Regions from separate parts of the Homo sapiens genome. Here region 1 is linked to region 2. A link is a contact called in ENCODE Hi-C data. All regions are on one chromosome and are shown on one strand. Each heading gives the region's core, a stretch centred on a gene start or an enhancer-like site at or near the end of the contact. The rest is flanking DNA. Distances are from core to core; before and after follow the strand shown. Region 1 holds the start of TRAF3 (TNF receptor associated factor 3). Region 2 holds the start of CCNK (cyclin K).

Evidence for each region. Hi-C counts contacts between places; a loop is a spot of excess contacts on that map. Pooled maps may share reads with other maps.
Region 1: a pooled map shows a loop between it and region 2 (33-fold over the local background). The contact joins the promoter of TRAF3 here to the promoter of CCNK in region 2. A Hi-C loop is called at or near these places in 6 of 50 pooled maps.

What each region holds. Positions count from the first base shown.
Region 1 is chr14:102,773,377-102,779,439 of GRCh38, forward strand. It overlaps TRAF3 (TNF receptor associated factor 3), which reads left to right and starts at 4,073. Exons shown (of 12, transcript NM_145725.3): 1 at 4,073-4,299. RefSeq lists an enhancer at 2,646-2,885 and silencers at 3,596-3,655, 3,746-4,355, 4,566-4,615, 4,856-4,915.
Region 2 is chr14:99,476,945-99,483,407 of GRCh38, forward strand. It overlaps CCNK (cyclin K), which reads left to right and starts at 4,465. Exons shown (of 11, transcript NM_001099402.2): 1 at 4,465-4,535. SETD3 (SET domain containing 3, actin N3(tau)-histidine methyltransferase) reads right to left here and starts at 3,915. Exons shown (of 13, transcript NM_032233.3): 1 at 3,784-3,915. RefSeq lists enhancers at 3,046-3,547, 4,356-4,725 and silencers at 3,396-3,595, 3,706-4,165.

The DNA of each region.
Region 1 (6,063 bases), core at 2,823-5,322, 3.3 Mb after region 2:
TGCTGTCAGCCAGGGTCTACTTCAAGGACAGGATGGGCTTCCCAGCCCAGCTGCCCCACTGTGCACTCACGACAGAGCGGGGTGCTTTGGCGCCACGACCACCCCAGCTCCCTGAACCCCCTTCGACATCTTCAGCAGCTCTTTCAGTCTAAAATGGTGTTTTCAAACTTCAGGTCATGAATCAAAAGTAAGCTTAAAGGGTAATGGCCACCATTAAAAAATAAACAGAACGGAAAATATCGGAGTGCGCCGCAGGTTTGAGATGATCTGTTGTTACGTGTGTGTACACACACAGGTTATGAACAACTGGGTTACCATGTAAAATGTATTCAAAGGTTCAGAAGCCACTTGTTGGAACAATTAGTAAAACTGTGATTCTGCCGTGCATCAGGGTCCGCCCCCCGAGGCTGGGCACCATGGCTCACACCTGTAATCCCAGCACTTTGGGAGGTTGAGGTGGGCGGATCACCTGAGGTGAGGAGTTCAAGACCAGCCTGGCTAACATGGTGAAACCCTGTTTCTTTTTTTTTTTTTTTTTGAGAGGGAGTCTCGCTCTTTCACCCAGGCCGGACTCTTTTGCCCAGGCTGGACTGCAGTGGCGCTATCTCTATCTCTGCTCACTGCAAGCTCCGCCTCCCGGGTTCAGGCCATTCTCCTCCCTCAGCCTCCCGAGTAGCTAGGACCACAGGCGCCCGCCACCGCACCTGGCTAATTTTTTGTATTTTTAGAAGAGACGGGGTTTCACTGTGTTAGCCAGGATGGTCTCGATCTCCTGACCTCGTGATTCGCCCGCCTCGGCCTCCCAAAGTGCTGGGATGACAGGCGTGAGCCACCGCGCCTGGCTGTGAAACCCCGTTTCTACTAAAAATACAAAAAATTAGCCAGGCATGGTGGTGTGTGCCTGTAATTCCAGCTACTCAGGAGGCTGAAGCAGGAGAATGGCTTGAACCTGGGAGGTGCAGGTTGCAGTGAGCTGAGATCGCGCCATTGCATGCCAGCTTGGACAACAAGAGTGAAACTCCGTCTCAAAATAAAATAAAACAAAACAAATCAAAACCAAGGTCCCCACCCCCCACCCCCAGGCCACGTGTAGCATGTTTGAGTGAGAGAAGTTGCCAGCACCCTTCAGCCCAAGTTGACCCACAGGGGCCAGTGGTTTTTGTGTGGGAAGGCGCCACCTGAGGCACAGACCATCACATTCAGGGAGAGTTATAAGAAAACCCCTTTCCTAGCCCCAAAGCCCCTGGCACTCTGCCACGAATACCTTTTCCTTCTCACTGAAAGACAAACAGGATGGCCTTCTGAGCTGTTGCATGTCTGTGAGTCACTTGAGTATCTGCATGCACTTCTCCAAAAATGCAGCAAGCAGAACATGTAATGCTACATCAACTCCTGTGAGAAATGCGTCCAAAGATGGTGTCGGTTTGTTGTTGGACGTTGCCATAGGGAACAGAGATCTGCCTTTGAAGTACAGCGAGGAGAGAGCTCTCCTTCCTGCCCATCACTGCTGCCCTGTGGCTCTAACTGCAGGGGCGAGAACACCCGCCACCAACCCCCAAAGCAGTTGCCCTGCTTGGGGCAAACTTCTTTGTCCTGTCCCCCTTCAATTCCCCACAGCAGAGGATCTTCAGAACTGCTCAATTGGAGAAGAAAAAGGAGGAGGAGGGGAGGGAGAGAAAGGGAGGGAATAGGTCTCACCAGCAGAGGGCTCAGCCTGGTTGTGCCTGACTTCATTCTCAATGTTGCTTTCTAATGCTAGGCTGGAGCATGAAAAGAGCCGCAGAAAACCCTCTCATGGGTCTTTGGACCTTCTGCCTTGCTTCTTCTTTTCTTTTCTTTAATTATTTATTTATTTTTATTTTTTTGAGACAGGGTCTCGCTCTGTTGCCCAGACTGGAGTCCAGTGGTGCCATCATGGCTCACAGCAGCTTCAACCTCATGGACTCAAGCGATCCTCCCGCCTCAGCCTCCCAAAGTGCTGGGACCACAGGCATAAGCCACCATCCTACTTTTTTTTTTTTTTTCCAGACAGAGTCTCACTCTGTCGCCCAGATAGGAGTACAATGGCACAATCTCAGCTCACTGTAACCTCCGCCTCCTGGGTTCAAGTGATTCTCTTGCCTCAACCTCCTGGGTAGCTGGGATTACAGGCACACTCCACCACGCCCGGCTGATTTTTGTGTTTTTAGTAGAGACGTGGTTTCACCATGTTGGCCAGGCTGGTCTCGAACTCCTGACCTCAGGTGACTTGCCTGCCCGCGGCCTCCCAAAGTGCTGCAATTACAGGTGTGAGCCACCATGCCCGGTCCATGTCCTGCTTCTTTTAAAACAACCAAAAATAGTCCAGCCTAGGAAAGGGAGTCTTTCCTGATTTTGGCAAAGTTAAACCAGGCCATAGGTAACACACAGCATAAGGCAGGCGTTGGGAGTGGGCCCCAGTCGACAGGGTGCCAGGACTGTGGGCTAAGCAGGGCTGGGGACATGGGAGGCCTCAGTGCCTGGGCTATGGGAAGTGGTTGGGACCCTGAGCCTGAGGTCAGTAACATCCCAACTCCTGACAGGCAAGAAAGGGCACCTGAGGCTCCCAAGGGGAGTCCACCATGGGGGTGGGGGAGACCGCTGGAGTCCATAGGTCCCTGTGAGGGACGGCGAAGGCGGGCCTGTCACCTCTAAAAGAGCTGTGCCTGTGGCGCAGACGGGGGTGCCACTGTGGCCTGGTGAGTGTGGCTGTAGAACAAGCATCTGTTGGGCTAATGGAGCCAGAGACATGGTCCAATGTCTCTGATGTCCAGATAGACTTCCAGCAGCCAGGTCGGACTATCTGGGGTTCTGGAACGTTCCATGGGTGAAGCTGTAGGAGGAGATGCTGGACTTCCTGCCTCCACTCACATGAGTCACTGGAGCAATACAAGAAGGCAGACTGGCCTTGGCTACTCACACTGGTCTCAGCTCTGGGGTAGGGCTCTTTATAAGCCTTCTTGAGAAGTGAAAAATGCAAAGTCCTTTCTGTCCCCTCACCACTGACTTGCAAACTCCAGCGAAGGCCTCACCCCTCAGCTGGCCCAGAGCCTCCCAGAAGCCCTCCCTTCGCTTCCCACCTCGCCAGGCCCAGCCAGGCTGGGTGCTGCCTTGGTGGGCCTAGGTGAATCACTGACACACCACTGATGCCTTTGGGGCAGAAGGCAGAGGCCTCGGGAGAAATGCGCAGGCCCCAGCGGCCTGGTGGAGGGTGCAGGGGGCGCAGGGGCAGCCAGGACCGCCGAGGACGCTGGGGGCACGTGGCAAACTGGCTACCCTGTCCACCCGTGAGCAAGACACCACTCCGGGGGCGTGGGAGGGTCCAAGGGAGGGAGAAAGGAAAGTGCCACCAAACTAATGTGGAGCCCTGCCCTCTGCATGCGAAAAGGGGCTCCACGGCCTGAGTCACCCTCAGCCCCACCTGCGTGTGCGCGAGGGTGCGTGGCCTGGTACGCGTGCGCACGGTGTTGGTGAGCGTGTGTGTGCGTGTCCGCTTGAGGGGAATGTGACCGTCGTGTATGCGTCCGCGACAGTGCGGGGGGCCGCATATCGGACCCGTGCGTGTGCGTAGGGGTCGCGTGTGGCCATGGGCACACGGGCGTGCACGCACGGGGGCTGCGTATGCTATGCTGGCGTGGGGGGTGCGGGCGAGGTGGCCGCGGGGAGGAGCGGCGCCAGCACCTCTCGGCCCCCACGCGGCCTGCGTGGCTTTTTGACCCGGAAAGGCGGGGACGCGGGGACGCGCGGCGGCGGGGGCGCGGCGGGGGCGGCGCAGAGCGAGGAGGCCCGCGGGGCGCGCGGCGGGGACGGGAGGGAGGCGGGGGGCGCCCGGGGCCGTCCCCGCCCCGCGCCGCGGCGCCGCCGTTGCTAAGGCCGGGCGGGCGGCCGCCGGGCGCTAGGGCCCTTAGCAACGGGTCGCGGGCGCGCGCGGGGGGCCGGCGGGCGCGTGGGGCCGGCGGCGCTCGCGGGCTCCTGCCGCTCCCACGCGCGCGGGCGGCGGGGGCGGGGCGGCGGGCGCGCCGGGGATTTCCAGCGCGCGAGAGGAAGTGCCTGCGCGGGGCTGCGTGAGGGAGCGAGGGAGCGAGGGAGCGCGGCGCGGCCGCCGCGTGCGCGAGCCGGGGTTGCAGCCCAGCCGGGACTTTCCAGCCGGCGGCAGCCGCGGCGGCCGCCGGCTCTTCCCCGCCCCCCGCCATGGGGCAGCCCGGGGAGCAGAACGCTGCGGACCGCGGCGGAGGACGCGCCCGGCGCCCCTGAGCCGGCCGAGCGGCGACGGACCGCGAGGTAAGGGGCCGCGGCGGGCGGGCGGGCCTCCGGCGCGCGGCCGGGCGCCTCCATCCCCGTCGCCTCCATCCCGCGCCCTGGGCGGCGGGGCCCGGGGGCCTCGGGGCTGCCCGGCGCGGGCCCGGCGCGGCGCAGGCCCGGCCCGTCCCAGCGGCGACGGCGGGGCGCGGCTTCAGCCTGGCCCCGCGCCCCAGCCGGGCTGCCTCCCGCCTCCGGACGCCTCAACTTCGGCAAACTTTGTCCCGGAGGCCGGGCTCGGGGCCCGAGGGGGCCGGGGCGCCCGCACCTTTTCAGGAAACGGGGCGCGCAGGCCTCGCTACGGCCGTGACCCCCGCTGGCGTTGAGGACCCGGCACCCCGCGGGGCCGCGGGTTTCACGCGGGGGGACGGGCGGCTCAGGGGCTGCGTGGCCGAGCGCGCTGCCCGGGCCGGCCGGGGGGGCCCGGGCGTTATTGGAAAGTTGGTCCTGAGTCATTCCGCCTCAGAGGCGCCTCCGACCGCTTGGCGGGCGGCGCGGGGGTCCGGGTATGGGCAGAGGGCGCGAATCCCCCTCGCGCGGCCGCCGAGGGCCGGCGACTCCCGGGGCACCGGGCGGCTCCTGGCCGCGGGCTCTGCGTCTTCCCCGCGGGCGCCAGGCGGCTCTCGGCGGGCTGGCCGGTTCCACGCCGCCAGCCAGCCCCGTGTGGGGACTTCGGTCTAGTATTTGGACCCGAGGAGATAATTCTGTGTGGAAAATTCTCTCCCTTCGGTTGGAAACAGTAACAAACTGGAAACGGATGAGGTGTTATGGACGTGCTTGGAAATGCAAGAAACCTTCAGATTACGAGCTGTTGACGGGACCAGTTGTATTTCACGTTTTTCGAATTAAGCTCAGAATCAGTTTTCAGAATGACATGTGATGCGTGGTGCGTGGTGTGTGTGCCTGTGTGTGTGTATGGATATAATTCATTCATTTTTGTGGCGTCAGAAAGGTTATGTCGAGCGTTGTAGCGGCTTCTTAATTTACATTCACGGCATACAACTGAAGAGGAGCCATTATTTATTTTTTTTCCTAGCATTTGCTGCGACTACACACTGCCGGAGCGTTTGGAAATGTTGTTTGCTGTTACCCTGTATTTGTCTATAAAATTCTTACTGTAGGGAATGGCCAAGTGGACCATCAGTTCGTCCTGAGATCTTCTCATGTCTCTCACGTCTTTGAAAATGGCCTGTGAACAGACTGCATCATATGTAGGATGTCTGGCAAAATAGTGTACAGCGTTCTTTTCTCAAATGAGAGGAAATGTGTACCTTTTCGCCGCGTTGTGACAATGTAAATGTTAAGAATTAGTCTAAAGATGAAAATTCTTTGGCCAAAACAAGATAAGCCTTATCGATATGAAAACTGGAAAACATCACATGGGACTGGAAATCCTGTGAGTGGGTGCTCATGACGGAAACCCTGACAGACCTTGGATTCCAGCATCGCTGGTGAAAATCAGACCTTATCATGGATAAGGGTTAAGATGTAAGGTGTCTCACCCAGACGCCATCTGTTCCAGCTGTCAATGCAGAAGCCAGGAAAGGAGAGAGAGCTGGCCAGGGAGAATTCCAGCTTTTTTTTTTTTTTTTTTTTTTTTTTTTTGAGACATTCATGTGAATTTCTCTGCGAGGGGAAAGAAGACCAATTATTTTCCTTGGATGCTGTCCCTTCTTTTGGAATTAATAAGATGGCTTCACTCAGTGAGAGGCTGTAAAGACATTTCACTGGAAACAGGCAGTAACA
Region 2 (6,463 bases), core at 3,215-5,714:
AATTTTTTTTGTCCTTCTAAAAAACAGTGGAAACATTTCTTCCTGCTCTGTCCCTCTGCCCTCCCCTACTTCCCCATCCCAGTACTGAGGTTAGGCTTGCAAAAGGCTAATGATTCACTTTGGCTTAGTAATCAGTAGATCCCTTTCAAAATCTTAACTTCAAAGATAGATGTGTCTTTCATTGTCAACCAAGACTGTTTGGACTCACTAGTTCACTTCTACTTGGAAAGTACTTGATAGAAGAAAAAAAAAATTGCAAAGTCTTAACTTTGGTATTTGAATTTTATAATCATTTGGAATCAGTTTTCTTCCATTCAAATTTATCTCAGTCGAAACTGTTCAATATCTGTGTTTTTATCTCGTTTTTACAGTCTGTTTATATCCAAAACTTAGAGGAGACTCCCAAGTGGAAACGGGGTCAACACAGCTAATCTCTGGCTTGAGTTAAAAAGCAAGACTTCTTAATCTTGCAGATGCTAATTTTTTTTTCAAAAGACTATTAAGTAACTTTTTAAAAAGCCAAGTCTCAGCCCAGTGCGGTGGCTCACGCCTGTAATCCCAGCACTTTGGGAGGCTGAGGTGGGCGGATCATCTCAGGTCGGGAGTTCCAGACCAGCCTGACCAACATGGAGAAACCCTTTCTCTATTAAAAATACAAAATTAGCCAGGCGTGGTGGCGCATGCCTGTAATCCCAGCTGCTCAGAGGCTGAGGCAAGAGAATGAACCCAGGAAGCAGAGGTTGCGGTGAGCCGAGATCACGACATTGCACTCCAGCCTCGGCAACAAGAGCGAAACTCCATCTCAAAAAAAAAAAAAAAGCCAAGTCTCAACTTCTTTGTAATAGGAAAATATATTAATATATATTAATATTTTGATAGAAATTTTTTACCTTGAGAGTAAATATTATGTAAATTAATTCTATTTGCATATCAAATTAGTTAACCTCTCCAATTTATGAATAGAAAAATGAGATGATAAAAGGAAATCCAATGACAGAAAACCATTGTAAAGGCAACAGAAGTGAAAACTATAGAAAACTGAAAAAGCAAGACTCTTTATTCTAATACTCTCGACTGGTTAAATATGACCCAAAACAAACTGTTAGCCAGATAAACACTTCTATGACTATAGCAGGAGAGAAAAGATGCACGGCTAATCAAAAGATTTTTCACTGATAAAAAAAGGGCCCAAAAATAAGGGTAGGTAATTGAGAAAGCAAATATTATAACTGGCCACAAGCAACATCCAAAGTAACATAAGAATAAAGATAAGTTCACCGTTCTGTTAAAAACATTTAATGCCATAGCAATAAATGACTCCGAGTTCTCTTTGAGGGAACAAAGTCACCACTCCATTCCCAGGACTTCGGTCCAAGGGAAAGAAACACACTTGAAACTCTTCCTCTCCACCCTCAACAGAAGCACAAGGCACAGCAGCCAGGGAACAGGCAAACCAGTCTCTAAAGATAAATAACCTCTCAGAGAAGGATATTCATCCAACTACACAAAAGAAAGATACAGTATTACTAGTTACAGTTCTAAACCCTACTTCGGATTTGTGATAAGAAAAAAGACTCTATGTAATTAAAACATTGAAGAAAACTGGTACGCCTCAAACTACACTGACATCTAGTCACAAAGCATTCAGAGTAACCCTGACTTGGAGGTAGGATTTTTGCTCATATTTTTACTACAACTCTACACAGCACAAACTATGCACCTGGTTTTCATTGAATTCAATGATTGTCTACTAAATATTCACTCCAAGCAAGCCTCCGTCGCTGATGGTCATACCTTCCCCGGCGCCGTCATCCTGTCATTCTCCTCCAGGCAGGAGAGTACTGTGTTCCAAGGAGGCTGTTGTGACCGTTTATCAGAACTCTCAAAACCAAAACAGTTGTCCAGTGGTTAAGCTTTAAATAGGAAAAATATCACCTCCATATTTTTCTCATTATCCAGTGGCTTCTAAAGCAAAAGCTTAATTATCATTTAAAATGTGGCCTAAATGTCCACGGCACGGAAGAGCAGCGCAGCAGCCATCACTTTCTTACTGACAGTCACTGTGCTCTTACGAGAAGCTTTCGCTATAACCGTACATACAGACATAAGATGTTCTAATCTTCAAATCCAACACCACTCCAATTCCAGGAAAAAAAAGCACTGAGATGTTAGCACACTGGAGAAGCAACCATTTTACTCCTTCAGACTACAGTTCCATTTCAGATATTAACTTACAATCACTTGGAGGGCAGACAGGAAAGGGGTAGCAGAAGGCTAAAATCCAAGGTTGTCTGGGGTCCCAATAAAGAGGTTCTGTAGCTGTTTGAGAACTTGGCTTTGCAAACTACTTTCTTAGGCCGAAGAAAAACTCCTCGGTAAACTGTTGGAATTTCACCAAAGTATCAATCACGGCAGCCCTTGGGACTAATCCAGTACTGCTGGACTTTCACGCATGGTAGCCCGTATAAACACAGTACATACAGCAAGGTTCAAGCAAGTCTTGGCAAATTTTAACAGTGGAGAGGAAGACTGCTTTATTTTGCTATATTCTTGGGTTAAATGTATTCGCTTAAAATAATAAACACTTCTCCGAGATTATTACTGGTTAGTTCAGTTTTGAAATACTGGCAAGGTCATTTCAAGAAGAAAAACGGGAGAGGGAGAGGTATATTTTACATAAGATAAAATTCACACTTTTCAGTGTCCGGTTCTGAGTTCTGACAAACGCATTTATAGTGGCCTCATCAGCACCACAATCAGGCTACGAAGATGGGGTAACTCTTCGAGGATTCTTAAAAGCAAAATTGATTTGTCAGCATACTTTAAAAGTATTTTTGCTTTTGAAACATCACCTTATTTATTTAGAAAAGCAAAATAACACGGTCCGAGTGGTCCTAACCCGCGAATGCCTTTGCAACACTGAAATGCCCTCCTCCCAACACCGGCCGGGCAGGGGTGAGCCCCGCAGCCAGGGGCGCGCGTCACTGTCAGCTCCTTTTCCCAAGTGGAGACCGGGAAAAGACAAGAGTTGCATCGCCGGGCTGGAGCCACGAGGAGGAAGAGTTAACGCCGGAATGACAAACTCTAAAGCACCGAATTGCCTCTCCCTAGTAGGGCACTGCGCGTGTGGAGCACGGCCAGGGGCGCGTGGGAAGAAAGACGACCTATTTCCTACGTCCGTCTTCCTAACTGGACGGCGCGGGAGGAGGCGGGGGCTGGTCCCCGGGCACCCTGGTGGGCACCGAGAACTCGCAGAGAGGAACATAAAACCGCACAGCCTTCCCCGAGCAGCGGGGTGACGGGAGGAAGGAAGGAAATGGGAGCGCGACCCGGCCGCGCGCAGAGCCGAGCCGACTAGCGCGAGGGGCCCGGGCCCCACCCGAGAGCAGGCGCGAGGGCCGGGGACAGCGGGGCAAGCTCGGGGAGAGCGCTGCCTGCACCTGGCACCACCTCGAGACCGGGTGGCGCGGGGCCCGGGAGCGTGGGCGCCAGAGGGGACAGGGCAGCGGCGAGCGCGCGCCTCTCGCCCCGCAGGGCGCCCGGGCAGAGGCCGACCGGCGCCCTCCGACCCCGCCGGGCCCTCCTCGCCCTGGCCCCCGAGCGCACACCTGCCCCTTCAAGCCCCGGGGCCACAGCGGCCGGCGGGGACCCTGGCGGGGGCGCGGGCCGGACTTCGGCCGAGGGGCGCTGGCCAGGGCGAGGGACGGCCTCGCAGAGCTCGGAGACGCGGCGCGAGTTTCCCCCGCGGGCCGCGCGGGCGCAGAGACCGCCGCCAGCACTCACCTGCCCGCTTCCCCTAGCGCAGCGGGAACGACGTACTCCGGCCCGGACCCCGCCGTCCGCCTCAACCAACCCCCAGGCGGTGGCGGCGGTGGCGGCGGCGGCGGCCGGACGGGAGGGGCGGGACGGCAGCCTGAGACGGCCCCGCGACCGCGGCCCAACGCTTCTCCTCCCGCCCCGGACCCCGCCCCCGGGCCGCAGCCGCCGCCGTTCATTGGCCCACGCTTCGGACGCATGGGCGCGGCCCCGCCCCGCCACCCAGCCGGCGTTCCGTTCGGGGTCCTCCCCAGCCAGTGGGCTGGCAGCTCCCGGGGGCAAGAGCGGCCGGCTCAGCCGCCGCCAACCACGATGTCGCAACTGGCTGCGTTCGCCCCCGCCAGAGCTTTGATTGGACGAATCTCGACCCGGGCCCCGCCTACGCGCCCAAGTTCCGTTAGCAGGTTCGGTTGCTCCAGAATGCCTTTTCGCCCCGAGGGGCGGGACCGACGGGATGGGCCCTGTGGCTGGCTCCTCCCTCTGTAAGCAGCAGCCACTGACCCGCGGGGCGGGCGGGGAGGAGAGCGGCGGCTCGTTCCTCTTTTGAGAGCTCTGCTTTCTTCCCATTGGTTGACAGGCATCCTACTCTCTCCGCCCCTCCGGTCGCTTGGTGGCGTCTCAGGACGCAGCGTGATGACGTAGGTCCCCGACATTCCATATACAAGATGGCCGCAGTCGGCAAGGAGAGACGTCGCTGAGGGGCTTGCCTGAAGCGAGGGGTGAGTGACCCACCGACTGAGGGCAGCGCCGCCCACCTCCCGCGTATCTGGAGGTCGGAGTAGGTTATGGCCAACCGCCGCTATCCACTGGCGGAGTCTCTCTTTCCGGATTCTGCCTCCCTCCGCTAACCTCCGGTACACATTGAACTTTGCGGGCGACGCGGGGTTGTGGGGCGGGCGTGTAGAGAGGGTCTGAGGCGCCGGGGCGGGGCAGGGAGGCCGGACTCACCCTAGAACTGGTAGCGGCCCTCGCACTGGGGGGCAGTCAGAGTTGGGGAACTTTCTAGGGGTTGGGCAAAAGGGGCAGCGGTGTTAACCGCGCACAGTCTCACAGCCACAGACTTCTCATATCTCCCCGATTATTTCGCGGCGTATTAGTCCCAACCTTGGCTAGGCCTGAAACTTTTTGGAGGTTGTTCCATGTCTAGGGTACTCCGACTTTGGAGTTTTGGAGAGCCACGTAACGAGGGTGCGGCTAAGATGAGGAAAAGGCACTTCCGGGATTAGATTTCGTTCTTGCCCAGACATCGTCTTTACGGACCCGCTCCTGGTGGTTGATTTGGTTTGTTATGAGAGAAATTGTTCTTTAGAAAATTGGAGCGTAAGTCTAGAGGTTATGTGACAGCTCCTAAACGATTGTCTGCCCAAGATAGGCTCGGTAATGCTCCCTAAATTTAGACTGCCAGTTAAACGGAGCTTTCGCTAAGTCATCTGAGGTTAGGAACTATTTCTAAGAGCATTTCTTAAGGGTGGTCTTCTGTGTTTTTAAGAGAAACTTGGTGATGTTTGTGTATCTCGATCTAAATCGCTGTTTACAGATACCTAGCACAATGCCTTGCAGTTGTAGGTGCCCGCTAAAGGTTTGTATGAATGATGTTGCTAGAATGAAAGCGAGGAGCTTTCAGCGCCTAGAACACTGCCTGACGTTTAATAAGCCCTCTGTATTGCTGAATGAAAGAATGGATGGATGATGGTAGTGGTAGTAGTATTGATAGACATTTGGATTAAAGTGCCCTTAGGATGCTTACCTGTTAAATAATCTTGACTATGAATATAATAATTATCCAAGATTGTCTTATTCAGAGTGACCACCGCTGGTGTCTTTTAGGGTTTTTTTCCCTCTTTTATCTCATTTCGATTATATTGTGATGCATTATTCAAGCATATTAGTTGATTTCTGGGCAAATCCTGTTTAAATTTGTTCCATTTTGAAAATGTAGTTTGCACTAACAAGCAATAAAAACTATTCGAGTTGTTAATGAGGTTCTTAAATTTTAAATGCTGTTTCTAAAATTGAATGTCATAAAGAAAAATTGGTCATAGCTGTGGCCTATAAAATGGGCTAGTTCATTTCAGGACATTATATTTGAAAGCAGTGACTCTGCTGAGTGTCTGAAAGGGAGGACAGTGTTTTCTGCTTGTTTTCTTTAAAATTGGATAAGGACAAAAAAATCTAGAGGAATTAAATTCAAGGTAATTGAGGAGATTACAGAGTGATCATATTTTTAAGCTCAGGTAAATTGTATACCAGAGTATTTGCAGATGACTTTATAAAATCGTTATTCTTAGATTTTGAAAAATCCTAAAAGTACAGTTAATGATAGAAGACTAGAATCTGGTAAATGTCTGTTTTCACATAGAACCATTCGATGGCTCTTGGCTACTAGGAACCTATTAATAATCTGTTTTAGAATCTTGTTGGAAGAGCCAACAAGTTTATGAGTACTTGGGAAAGGAGAGCTGATTCCCTGAAGCCAGCAGAGCTTCAGTGAGAAAAGGCCAGGTGAGGCCAGAGGTGGTGGCTCACGCTTATAATACCAGTACTGTGGGAGGCCAAAGCTGGAGGATCACACAAGCTCAGGAGTTCAAGACCATCCTGGGCAACATAGTGAGACCTCACCACTACAAAAAAAAAATCAAAAAATTAG